2 separate regions of the Homo sapiens genome follow, and region 1 is linked to region 2. Evidence: read pairs that join two places in POLR2A ChIA-PET (ENCODE). Cell type or tissue: PC-9. All regions are shown on one strand. Links, peaks and the distances in the headings refer to the core of each region. The heading gives the core; the rest is flanking DNA. Region 1 has its middle 640 kb from the start of IGFBP3. Region 2 has its middle 220 kb from the start of IGFBP3.

What was found. Peaks named below come from ENCODE experiments on the same cell type or tissue, not always from the same donor. Only the 100,000 strongest peaks of a DNase experiment are listed, where the experiment ranks them.
Region 1: POLR2A ChIA-PET joins it to region 2 with 11 read pairs; 1 of 35 experiments calls an interaction of 5 or more read pairs at or near these places.

The regions. Positions count from the first base shown.
Region 1 is chr7:46,555,410-46,562,356 of GRCh38, forward strand. No RefSeq gene overlaps it. Among named protein-coding and RNA genes, the nearest start is that of IGFBP3, 640 kb to the left of the region's middle. In PC-9, for the core only: no CTCF peak of the experiment used is centred there; DNase peaks (open chromatin) are centred at 2,032, 3,552 and 3,982; H3K4me3 peaks cover 418 bases; H3K27ac peaks cover 2,954 bases.
Region 2 is chr7:46,135,695-46,142,641 of GRCh38, forward strand. No RefSeq gene overlaps it. Among named protein-coding and RNA genes, the nearest start is that of IGFBP3, 220 kb to the left of the region's middle. In PC-9, for the core only: no CTCF peak of the experiment used is centred there; a DNase peak (open chromatin) is centred at 3,587; H3K27ac peaks cover 2,373 bases.

The DNA.
Region 1 (6,947 bases), core at 1,821-5,820, 420 kb after region 2:
TTAAACAGTTATGTTAGAAAAGAAAAACAATATAAAATTAGTAGTCTACTCTTTTTGTTTGTTTGTTTGTTTGCTTGTTTTTTGTTTTTTGTGTTTTTTTTTGAGATGGAGTCTCACTCTGTCACCCAGGCTGGAGTGCAATCGCGCAATCTCGGCTCACTGTAACCTCTGCCTCCCGGGTTCAAGCAATTCTCCTGCCTCAGCCTCTTGAGTGGCTGGAATTATAGGCGCGTGCCACCATGACTGGCTAATTTTTGTATTTTTTTTTTTAGTAGAGATGGGGTTTCACCATGTTGGTCAGTCTGGTCTTGAACATCTGACCTCGTGATCCGCCCGCTTCAGCCTCCCAAAGTGCTGGGATTACAGGCGTGGGCCACCGTGCTCTACAGTTGTCTAAGTTTTTAACTTAATATTACAAAGAACAAATACCCCCAAATTAAGTAGAAGGAAAAAATAATATAAAAACAGAAAGCAATTCATAGAAATTATGTTTTTCTATTATTTATTTCTCTATTTTATCTGTCTCTATTTTCGATTTCTCTCTTAAGGAAAAGAGGAAAAATAATACAATTAGAAAAATAAATAGAGTTGAAAGATGTTTCACAGAAAATAACAATAAAATTTACATTCTGATAGAATGATGGAGACTTAAGAGACACAAATCACACTATTAAGATGGAAAAAGGAGATATAATTATAAATTCTACTGACTTTAAAATAAGGTAATATTATACACAACTTTACGTCAACAAATTCAATAACTTAAGTGAAATGAACAAATTATTTGAAAGACACAAATTACCAAAACTGATTCAAGAAGAAGTAGTTAAATCTGAATAGACTTAGATACATTAAAGAAATTGAGTACCTGGCCAAACACTTTTCCACCAATAATTAAACACTCCAGGGACACATGGCCCCTCTGATGAATTTTATCCAATATTTAAGCAAAAAATGACACCACTGCCACTCAAAACTCTTATGAAATAGAGGAGTGAACACTTTGCAACCTATTTTATGAGGGCCTTATTAATCTGATATTAAAAACCGTACAGAACTCAATAATTAAAAAATATGGAACTATATTCTCTTATAGTTTAACACAGAAATAGCTTTTAAAAATTAACTAGTAGAATCAGGAATCCATAAAAGGAATAACACACCGTAACTAAATGGGGTCAGTTCAGAAATGCAAGTGTGCTTTTTTAAAATAACATTTTATTTCAAAATAATTACAGAATTTTTCCTATGGGAAGTAGCAAGGATAGTGTGGGGAGGACCCGTGCCCCCTTCACCCGGTTTTCTTGTTGGCTACATTTTACATAACTACAGTGCAACATCAAAACCAGGAAATTGGCACTTGCTACAATGTGTGGGTATAATTCTTATTATATTATCTTTAATGAAAGTTTTGGCTCAAAACTTACAAATCAGTAGTAGGGTAAGAGAAACTATTCTCTCTCTGAATTCTGTTATGCAATAACATGCATAAAAATATTAAAATGAAGATTAGAAAGTGTCACATGCTCGGAAATTAAAGCAACTATCATACAAGACATTTTGTATTATATCTATTAATAGCATCATACTCCGATTTATATTTTAAAGGAAGAGAGTACATTTATATTTGTACTTTCTACTGCTCTGCTTACACAATAGCAAATACAATTGTCTATTGAATATGGATGTGTGTATCTCAGCCTTAACAGTTAAATTCCTGGTGCAGAATATGTCCATTCTATGTGTACATTATTTATAGGAGTGGCAGTATGTTTTTATTTATTCAGACATATAAAAATTAATTTTTAAGGTAACTTCCGGCTCAACAAAAATCTGGATTATGCTAGAGACACAGATAAACATATATTTATGGGCTCTTTATGAAGTTCCCATGGGAAGCCTGAAAGTCAAAAGCAAGACCATAAAAATGAGCTCATCACTCTTAAGAAGCAGATAACTTACTCAGATAAGATAATAAATGTCCCAAGTATTCACTTTAAACTCAGATTGAACTGTGCCTGAACCCAGGGAGGCTGGATTCCCACCCCTGGATTGCCTTTCCCTTCTCGGTTCTCTTACTTCCTGGTTGGAGCCCAGGTGTCCTGTGCCAGCAGCTTTCTATCCCCAAACCACGTCCTTCACACTCTGCTGAGCCAGAAATGAACATGGACGTGCTGGGAGTCCGCACACACAGCTGGTTTCTGTTACAGTTTTATAAGGTTTCACCTGACACACCATTGGATGAGTTTTTTAAACTGCGCATGTGAAAATCTTTTAGTGTTTATAGATTAAGTGCTAAATCTTGGCAATGCCAGCTCACAGTTATTTAACAATTTCCTGAAGACGATGTGTGTACCTAAGCAGGCACACAGGCTTTTTAGTAACGAAGCCTCTGCCTGTCCTTCCAGACACATCTTGAGCAGTACTCCCACCTCCCTAGACTTTCTTAGTTACACGGTGGTCACTGCTCTGCCAAATGTATGTGCTTGAATAATCTTCACATATAAGTTAGTGAGCTACCTTTGTCTGGGCTGAAAATATTCTTCCCTTTGTTTCTGCTCAGTTGGGCTTCATAGGTCAGCTTCTTTTTATCACTCTCTCGATGAAAAGTCCAAGGCAGGCATGTCTAATTGACTGAAACTGGGTCATTTATTGTTCTCTCTGCAGGCCAGGAGAGTGAGGATGTAGTTGGTTTGTACAGGATAAATTTGACAACAGATATTGCAGATCAACTTTAGGGTACTGTTGAGGCTCTGCTGGGAGAGGAGAATTAGAGAGAGGTGAATTCATGAGACAGTTTAGGCCCAGAGCTAGGAAGACTAATGCATGTGAAAAGTGAGGAGATGTGTCTGACAGCCTCATCCAGATTCCTGGCATGTGGGATGAGGGCAGATGGAAAGACCACTCATTGAAACAGGACCAAACTTCCTTTACTCAATGTGGAGTATTTGTGAATATAGAAGAAGGAAAGGGCCATGGGACAGGTTCAGTTTTTGATGTTTCTATCCAGTGTTCAGGGGTCACTGATAAGTGAGAAAGTATGTGCCTTGGACAGGAGACCATGACAGTGATCTGGACCTGACATAGCACTGTCAATTTAGAGGAAGTAGTTGAAGCTGTGTGTGGAAGAGGCTCCACTCCGGTGGTATTGCTACAAATGCAAAGGCTGAATACCATGGGTCATGCTCTTTCTTTGACCTTCTAAAGAGTCTGGTGCAAGCCATATGTTGCCCTGTGCATCTTTGATTGTTATCTTTAGTCCACTGAGAATGTCCACTAACAATTAGGTAGGACTTATTACAGGCCATGCACTGTCCCAAGCATGTGTTTTCACTCATTTGATGTACACAGCACCTTAAGAGGTAGGCAATTTTTATGATGCCTATTTTACAACAGAGAAAGCTGAGGTGCAGAGAGATAAAACCCAACATTATAGAAAAAGTAAGTGTTAGATCCAGGGCTTCAACGTGAGACTCTTTTGCCCTGAAATCCCTGTGTCTCACCACACAAATATGCCTCTTTCAGAATTACATCATTTGTCACTCTGCCCTGTCACAAGACAATTAATGAAGTGTGTGTGTTGGCGGGGGGGGAGTGGGTGGGGAGTGGTCATCTTTTGAGGGATTGCAGGGTTCATAAAGAGAAGCTATACTTTTTCCTGGTTACTGTCTCCAAAGCCAAGCAAGAGTGATCAAGACAGCTTCATAATGTTTGGAGGAACCTACAAGAAGGAAAACCTGATAGTGTTTAATGCATATTACAGTAGATGCCATACTTAATTATAAATTTCTGAGTTTACTTCCCCATAGTTCTGTAAGCTTTTGAAGGCAAGACTTAACGTTAACCACCAAACCCCTAAATGGTAGTGTTTTTGTTAGAAACAGGCTGCCTCTAACCCTTCCAGCTCTTGAGGAGAAACGGGAGGAGAAAGATGACATTTGATCGTGTTCCAGGGAGAATGTCTAAGTTGTGTAAGTCAATTCTGACTCATGGGGAAAGGTTATTCTAAGTTTCAGCACACAGTTGTTTTTGTCCTTGTGTGAGGATGCTCTATAGGGCACGCCAGTGCCCCGGCTCATCCACAGGAAGTCTTTCATAGGAAGCAAACTGCAGTGTGTGGGGTTTCCTAAAAGAGCTTCAATATTGCAGTTCTAAAAAATTTCTAGAGGAGTTTGGGGCATATGGGGTTAAAGGTCAATGCAGGAAATCATTAGCGCACAGTAGGCATCTTCAATGAGATGAGCATTTGGTGTGGACACAGGGAAGGGAAGGTCTCATTAACACGCTGGCCAGTGAGGGCCTCACAGGTTTTATCTGGAAATAACAGGCAGTTAATTCCAGGTTTACATGCAGACTTATCTGCATACTCTGTGTTTTCAGATGGCATGTGCTATGTTTTAACCAACTGTGTATCTTTCCTTTCATAATGTGAATTGTGACCTGGAATTAATTCTAGCAGTATCAAATAGCTCCATCCATTTCTGGAACCTAAATAAAAAACAATGAACCACTCTTTCTAAAATAGGAGACCTGTTTACAAATCCTATTTGGCTACCCCTCATACTAGTAAAAGAAAGAGACCGTAAGTAAAGGGGAGAAAGGAAGAATGGAACAGAATGTTCACTCTTGTGTATTACTCCACTGTTATTATTGGTTCTTTTCTGCAATGAGGAATCAATGTTAGCATACAGTTGGTTTGTAAGAGATTGTAGGGGAAGATGGTAGTTAGGTCTGGAATTCAAAGAAAACTTCCTGGAGGAAGAAGAATATAAAAATTATAATAGAGGGATTCACCTTCTTCCTGGTTTAGTCTTGGGAGGGGGTATGGGTCCAGGAATGTATCCATTTCTTGTAGATTTTCTAGTTTATTTGCATAGAGGTATTTATAGTATTCTCTGATGGTTGGTTGTATCTCTTTGGGATCAGTGGTGATATCTGCTTTATCCGTTTTTATTCTGTCTATTTGATTCTTCTCTCTTTTCTTCTTTATTAGTCTGGCTAGTGGTCTATTTTGTTAATCTTTTCAAAAAACCAGCTCCCTGATTCATTCATTTTTTTTTGAAGAGTTTTTCACGTCTCTATCTCCTTCAGTTCTAATCTGATCTTAGTTATTTCTTGTCTTCTGCTAGCTTTTGAATTTGTTTGCTCTTGCTTCTCTAGTTGTTTTAATTGTGGGGTTAGGGTGTCGAAATATCTAAAAGTTATTTCCTGCTTTCTCCTGTGGGCATTTAGTGCTATAAACTTCCCTCTAAACACTGCTTTAGCTGTGTCCCAGAGATTCTAGTACATTGTATCTTTGTTCTCATTGGTTTCAAATAACTTATTTATTTCTCCCTTAATTTCATTATTTACCCAGTATTCATTCAGGAGCAGGTTGTTCAGTTTGCATGTAGTTGTGCAGTTTTGAGTGAGTTTCTTAATCCTGAGTTCTAATTTGATTGTACTGTGGTCTGAGAGACTGTTTGTTATGATTTCCATTCTTTTGCATTTGCTGAAGGAGTGTTTTACTTCCAATTATGTGGTCAATTTTAGAATAAGTGTGATGTGGTGCTGAGAAGAATGTATATTCTGTTGATTTGGGGTGGATAGTTCTGTAGATGTCTGTTAGGTCTGCTTGGTCCAGAGCTGAGTTGAAGTCCTGAAATATCCTTGTTGATTTTCTGTCCATTGATCTGTCTAAGATTGACAGTGGGGTGTTAAAGACTCCAGCTATTGTTGTGTGGGAGTCTAAGTATCTTTGTAGGTATCTAAGAACTTGCTTTATGAATCTGTGTGCTCCTGTATTGGGTGCATATATATTTAGGGAAGTTAGCTCTTCTTGTTGCATTGACCACTTTACCATTATGTAATGCTCTTCTTTGTCTTTTTTGATCTTTGTCGGTTTAAAGTCTTTTTTTGTCAAAGACTGGGATTGAAACCCCTGCAAATTTTTTGCTTTCCATTTGTTTAGTAAATATTCCTCCATCCTTTTATTTTGAGCATATGTGTGTCTTTGCACATGAGAGGGGTTTCCTAAAGACAGCACACCAATGGTTCTTGACTCTTTATCCAATTTGCCAGTCTGTGTCTTTTAATTGGGGCATTTAGCCCATTTACATTTTTTAGCCCATTACATTACATTTAGCCCACTACATTAATTCCAGGTCACAATGTTATGTGTGAATTTGATCCTGTCATTATGATGCTAACTGGTTATTTTGCCCATTGGTTGATGCAGTTTCTTCATAGTGTCCATGGTCTTCACAATTTGGTGTGTTTTTGCAGTTGCTGGTACTAGTTTTTCCTTTCCATATTTAGTGCTTCCTTCAGGAGCTCTAGTAAGGCAGGCCTGGTGGTGAAAAAATCTCTCAGCATTTGCTTCTCTATGAAAGATATTATTTCTCCTTTGCTTATGAAACTTAGTTCGGCTGGATATGAAATTCTGGGTTGAAAATTCTTTTCTTCAAGAATGTTGAATAATGGCCCCCACTCTCTTCTGGCTTGTAGGATTTCTGCAGAGAGATCTGATGTTAGTCTAATGGGCTTTCCTTTGTAGGTAACCTGACCTATCTCTGGCTGCCCTTAACATTTTTTGAAATTAAGGCAGTAATTATTAGCCTGGCAACCCAAAGAAAGCCCAGGAACAGATAGATTCACAACCGAATTCTACCAGAGGTACAAGGAGGAGCTGCTACCATTCCTTCTGAAAGTATTCCAATCAATAGAAAAAGAGAGAATCCTCCCTAACTCATTTTATGAGGCCAGCATCATCCTGATACCAAAACCTGGCAGAGACACAACAAAAAAAGAAAATTTGCCAATACCCTTGATGAACTTTGATTTGAAAATCCTCAATAAAATACTGGCAAACCAAATCCAGCAGCACATCAAAAAGCTTACCCATCCCAATCAAGTTGGCTTCATAACTGGGATGCAAGGCTGGTTCAACATAAGCAACTCAATAAACA
Region 2 (6,947 bases), core at 1,288-5,287:
CCCCCTACTGTTTTAATAAGAATGGAATTATACAGCATGCATACATTTGTGTCTGGCTTTTTGCTTTGTCAGCATGATGTTTTGAGATTTATTCATGTTGTGTGTGTTCCTGTTTTACTCTATTTGAGCTGCTGTAACACAAACACTGAAAATTGGGTGGTTGATAAAAAACAGAAACTTATTTCTCACAGTTCTAGAGGCTAGAAGTCCAAGATCAAGGCATTGGCTGATTCACCATCAGGTGAAGGTTGGGTTCCTGCTTCACAGATAACGCAGTCTCTCTGTGTCCCATAGGGTGGAAGGTATGAGGGAACTCTCTGGGACTCCTTTTGTAAGAGCACTAGTCCCATTCAGGAGGACCCCACCTTTATGATCTAATCATTCCAAAAGGCTGTATATTTTAAGAACATCACATTGGAAGTTAGGATTTCAACATATGAATTTTAGGGGAACATAAACATTCAGACCTAAGAGTTCTAGCATAACTTTTTTTGTGCAGTTGTTAGTGTTCTACTGTGTGACTGTACAACAATTTGTTTATCCGTGCGCCTATTGTTGAACATTTAGGTTGTTTCCTGTTTGGAGCCATGATGAAAAAAGCTGCTATGAACTTTTGTGTGCAAATTTTATGTGGATATATGTTTTCATTTCTCTTGGGTAAATACCTAGGAATAAAGTTTCTGGATTGTATATTAAGTAAATGTTTAACTTTATAACAGACAGCAAAATTGTCTTTCACAATGTGGTACCATTTTATATTCCCAACAGTCTTGAAAACATATAATCTGTGCAACTTTGTTCTAATTTTTCAAAATTATTTTGGTTATTTTATACCCTTTACATTTCCATCTAATTTTAGGATCAAATTGTCAGTTTCTCAACAAGAACAACAACAAAAAGATTCCGGGGATTTTACTTTGGATTATTTTGAATCTCCAGATCAATTAGTAAAGGACTGAAATCTTAATACTGAGCCTTCCAATGCATAAACATGGTATATCTCTTTCTTTCTTTCACTGGTCTGAGTAAGGTTTTATACCATGCACATATTTTGCTAAATTAATTTCTGCTAAATAAATTGCATTATTTTGTATGATGTTTTTAAGGCACCATTTTTTTCTTTTTCTTTTTCTTTTTTTTTTTTTTTTGAGACGGAGTCTCACTCTGTTGCCCTGGCTGGAGTGCAGTGGCGCCATCTCCGCTCACTGCAAGCTCTGCCTCCCAGGTTCACGCCATTCTCCTGCCTCAGCCTCCCAAGTAGCTGGGACTACAGGCGCCCACCACCATGCCCGGCTAATTTTTTTGTCTTTTTAGTAGCGACGGGGTTTCACCATGTTAGGCAGGATGGTCTCGATCTCCTGACCTCGTGATCCGCCTGCCTTGGCCTCCCAAAGTGCTGGGATTACAGGCGTGTAAGGGCACCATTTTTTAAACTTCAAATGTAATTGTTCTTTCCTAGTATGTGGATATATCTATTTGAGTTTTGTGTATTGACCTTGAATCCTGTGTCCTTGCTAAACTCATATGTTAACTCTAGTAGCTTTTTTTGCAGATACCTTAGGATTCTCTGTGAATTTGAACATTAATTTGTTAACAGATGCAGTTTGATTCTTCCTTTCTAATATATATAATGTTTATTAATTGGTACTGCCTTATTGTCCTGGGCCATCAATTTAATAGAAGCAGTGAGTAGACATTCTACCTTTGTCTCTAATTTTAGGGGAAAGCATCTATATTTGGATATATGGATGGGTAGATAAATAGGTAAGTAGGTAGATAGATAGATAGATAGATAGACATGGATAAAATTTAGCACATATCCATGATTTAAAAAAATCTTGGCTAACTAGGAATAGAAAGGAACTTCCTTAACTAGATAAAGGGTATCTATGAAAAACTTAACTATCTGTAAATAGATAGAATCATTGCTCATGTATATGTGCATGTATGTATCATATATTTATGTCTGTGTTATATTACACACATACACACATCTGTAGTAATGATCATAAGATTTTTCTTCTTTATATTTTTTAAATGGTGAATTTCATTTCATTGCTAGACCTTGTATTCATTGGTTAAATGTCTTTAGGCCATGATGCAATATCTTTTCATAATTTGATAAATTCTATTTGCTAATATTTTTTCTTTTTCCATGTCCCCCATCCTCCCATTCAAAATACAGACCAGGCACGGGGCATGGTGTATCTGAGGAGAGGTTAATATTTTACAAAGAATTTTACTGTGACTTCTTTCATGAAAGTTACCGATCTCTAACTTTCATTTCTTATGATGTCTTTGTTTGGTGTTGGTATCAGCCTAATGCTGAGCTTCTGATATACGTTGGGAAATATTCCTTTCTCCTACATTTTATGCAGAAATTTGTGTAAAATTGCTGTTACTTCTTGGTAAATGTTTGATTGATTTCATCAGTGAAGCCATTGAGATCTGGAATTTTCTTTGTGAACAGATCTTAATTACAAATTAAATTTCATTAATAAAGAGTCACTTATATTCTCTATTCTTGGGGAGTCAATTTTGGTAATTTATGTCTCTCATTGAAGTTGCTATTTTATTAAAATGCCAGTTTTATTGGCAAAATCTTATTCATTGTATCCTCTTAAATTTTTTTTATCTGTCGAATCTGTGAGTGTATCCTCTTTTTTATTCTTGAATTTGTATTTTCTGTTCTTTTTATTGAATTAATCTGACTTGAATTGTGCCAACTTACTGATCTTTTCAAATAACCAGATTTTGGTTTCATGATTTCCTCTGTTGCTTGTTGTCTATTTCATTGGTTTCAGTTATCATTGTCATATCGTCTCCTCTATTTACATGGTGTTTAATAGACCTCCTCCTAGATGGAAGCTTAGGTAATTCACTCATTCAGCTCCTCCTAGATAGAAGCGAAGATGCCTCCATTTTTTCTCTGAATGTTTTTATAAACATGTTATAGTTTTACTTTTTACATATAAGTCTGTGATTCATTATTAATTAATTTTTGCATAAAGTATAAGACTTTACCCTTAGCTTGACATTTGTTCATTTACTTTTGCCTATTGATATTCAATTGCACCAGCATCATTTTTTGAAAAAGGTTATCTTTGCTCTGTTGAATTATTTATATACCTTTGTCAAAAATCAGTTGGGCCTATTTATGTTTATTTCTGTTCATTTTTTAAATCTCTGTCTGTCCCTCTACCAACATCAAATAGTCCTGATTACTATAGCTATATAAAAATTCTTAATATTGAATAGACTTGTTTATCCCATTTTATTTCTCTTTTTCAAAATGATTTTAGCTATTCTAATTCATTTGCCTTTCCTTATAAGTTTCAGTATAATCTTGTCTATATCAACAAAATTCCTGCTAAGATTTTAATAGAGATTTCATTAAATCAGTATTTAAATTGACAACTTTACTGTGTTGAGTTTTCCAGCTCATAAATGTGTTATGTCTGTCACACACATGCCTTGTTAGATTTACATCTAAATATTTTACATTCCACTAGTGAGAATGCCTAGCACTATGTTGGCTAAGAGTAATGAGAGGAGACATTCTTATGTAGTTACTGATGTTAGGACACATCCAGTCTGTCATCATTAGGTGTAATGTGAGCTGTAGGTTTTGTGCAGCTGCTTCATACCAAGATGAGGAAGTTCACCTGCACTCTTATTTTTCTGAGAGCTTTCACTATGAATAAGTGTTGAATTTTTTTCAAATGCTTCTTCTGCTTTGATTGCTAAGATCATGTAATTGTTCCTTTTTTGCCTGTTGATATGGTGCATTATGTTGATTGATTTTTGAATACTGAACTAGCTTTGCAACCCTGGAGTAAACGCCACGTAGTTATAGTGTATACTTCTTTTTATGTATTACAGCATTCTATTAGTATTTTGTTAAGGAATTTTGTGTCTGTATTCATGAGGGATATTGGCCTTCTTTCTTCCTTTTTTGTTTTGCTTTTGTTTAGTTTTGGCATCATGATAATACTAGCTTCATAAAATGAATTGGCAAATGAACGTCCTTTCTTCAATTTTCCTGAATAGATTGTGTAAAATGAGTGTTAATTCTTCTTTAAAACTTTGGTATAATTTTCCAGTGAAATTGTCTGGGTTTAGAGATTTCATTTTGAAAGTCAAATCTTGATTAAATTAAGATTTAATTAAAAAATTCTCAGCACAATTTTCCTTATAGTGATAGGGCTATTGAAATAATCTACTTCTATAGTTTGTAAACGTTTTTTTCCATTTTGTGAGTAGTTGCTTTGTTGATTTTTTTTGATGTCTAGAAGCTTTTTATTTTATTTTTTATTTTTAAGTTATTTTAATTATTTTTTTTGAGACAGAGTCTTGCTCTGTTGCCCAGGCTGGAGTGCAGTGGCTCAATCTCGGCTCACTGCAAGCTCCGCCTCCTGGGTTCTTGCCATTTTCCTGCCTCAGAAGCGTTTTAATTTGATGTAATTCCATTTGTCTGTTTTTGCTTTTGTAGCTTATGCTTTTGAGGTCTTAGCTAAAAATTCTTTGCCCATACCAATGTCATGGACATCTGCCCTGTATTTTCTTCTAGTTCTTTCACAGCTTGGGGTCTTACATTTAAGTCTTTAATCTATTTTGAGTTGATTTTTTTTCTTTTTTTTTAATTATACTTTAAGTTTTAGGGTACATGTGCACATTGTGCAGGTTAGTTACATATGTATACATGTGCCATACTGGTGCGCTGCACCCACTAACTCGTCATCCAGCATTAGGTATATCTCCCAATGCTATCCCTTCCCCCTCCCCCCACCCCACAACAGTCCCCAGAGTGTGATATTCTCCTTCCTGTGTCCATGTGATCTCATTGTTCAATTCCCACCTATGAGTGAGAATATGCGGTGTTTGGTTTTTTGTTCTTGCAATAGTTTACTGAGAATGATGATTTCCAGTTTCATCCATGTCCCTACCAAGGACATGAACTCATCATTTTTTATGGCTGCATAGTATTCCATGGTGTATGTGTGCCACATTTTCTTAATCCAGTCTATCATTGTTGGACATTTGGGTTGGTTCCAAGTCTTTGCTATTGTGAATAATGCCACAATAAACATACGTGTGCATGTGTCTTTATAGCAGCATGATTTATACTCCTTTGGGTGTATACCCAGTAATGGGATGGCTGGGTCAAATGGTATTTCTAGTTCTAGATCCCTGAGGAATCTCCACGCTGACTTCCACAATGGTTGAACTAGTTTACAGTCCCACCAACAGTGTAAAAGTGTTCCAATTTCTCCACATCCTCTCCAGCACCTGTTGTTTCCTGACTTTTTAATGATAGCCATTCTAACTGGTGTGAGATGGTATCTCATTGTGGTTTTGATTTGCATTTCTCTGATGGCCAGTGATGATTAGCATTTTTTCGTGTGTTTTTTGGCTGCATAAATGTCTTCTTTTGAGAAGTGTCTGTTCATATCCTTTGCCCACTTTTTGATGGGGTTGTTTGTTTTTTTGTTGTACGCAAATAAACTAGAAAATCTAGAAGAAATGGATAAATTCCTCGACACATACACTCTCCCAAGACTAAACCAGGAAGAAGTTGAATCTCTGAATAGACCAATAACAGGATCTGAAATTGTGGCAATAATCAATAGCTTACCAACCAAAAAGAGTCCAGGACCAGATGGATTCACAGCCGAATTCTACCAGAGGTACAAGGAGGAACTGGTACCATTCCTTCTGAAACTATTCCAATCAATAGAAAAAGAGGGAATCCTCCGTAACTCTTTTTATGAGGCCAGCATCATTCTGATACCAAAGCCAGGCAGAGACACAACAAAAAAAGAGAATTTTAGACCAATATCCTTGATGAACATTGATGCAAAAATCCTCAATAAATTACTGGCAAAACGAATCCAGCAGCACATCAAAAAGCTTATCCACCATGATCAAGTGGGCTTCATCCCTGGGATGCAAGGCTGGTTCAATATACACAAATCAATAAATGTAATCCAGCATATAAACAGAGCCAAAGACAAAAACCACATGATTATCTCAATAGATGCAGAAAAGGCCTTTGACAAAATTCAACAACCCTTCATGCTAAAAACTCTCAATAAATTAGGTATTGATGGGACGTATTTCAAAATAATAAGAGCTATCTATGACAAACCCACAGCCAATATTATACTGAATGGGCAAAAACTGGAAGCATTCCCTTTGAAAACTGGCACAAGACAGGGATGCCCTCTCTCACCACTCCTATTCAACAGTGTTGGAAGTTCTGGCCAGGGCAATCAGGCAGGAGAAGGAAATAAAGGGTATTCAATTAGGAAAAGAGGAAGTCAAATTGTCCCTGTTTGCAGATGACATGATTGTATATCTAGAAAACCCCATTGTCTCAGTCCAAAATCTCCTTAAGCTGATAAGCAACTTCAGCAAAGTCTCAGGATGCAAAATCAATGTACAAAAATCACAAGTATTCTTATACAGAAACAACAGACAAACAGAGAGCCAAATCATGAGTGAACTCCCATCCACAATTGCTTCAAAGAGAATAAAATACCTAGGAATCCAACATACAAGGGATGTGAAGGACCTCTTCAAGGAGAACTACGAACCACTGCTCAAGGAAATAAAAGAGGATACAAACAAATGGAAGAACATTCCATGCTCATGGGTAGGAAGAATCAATATCATGAAAATGGCCATACTGCCCAAGGTAATTTACAGATTCAATGCCATCCCCATCAAGCTACCAATGCCTTTCTTCACAGTATTGGAAAAAACTACCTTAAAGTTCATATGAAACCAAAAAAGAGCCTGCATCGCCAAGTCCATCCTAAGCCAAAAGAACAAAGCTGGAGGCATCACACTACCTGACTTCAAACTATACTACAAGGCTACAGTAACCAAAACAGCATGGTACTGGTACCAAAACAGAGATATAGATCAATGGAACAGAACAGAGC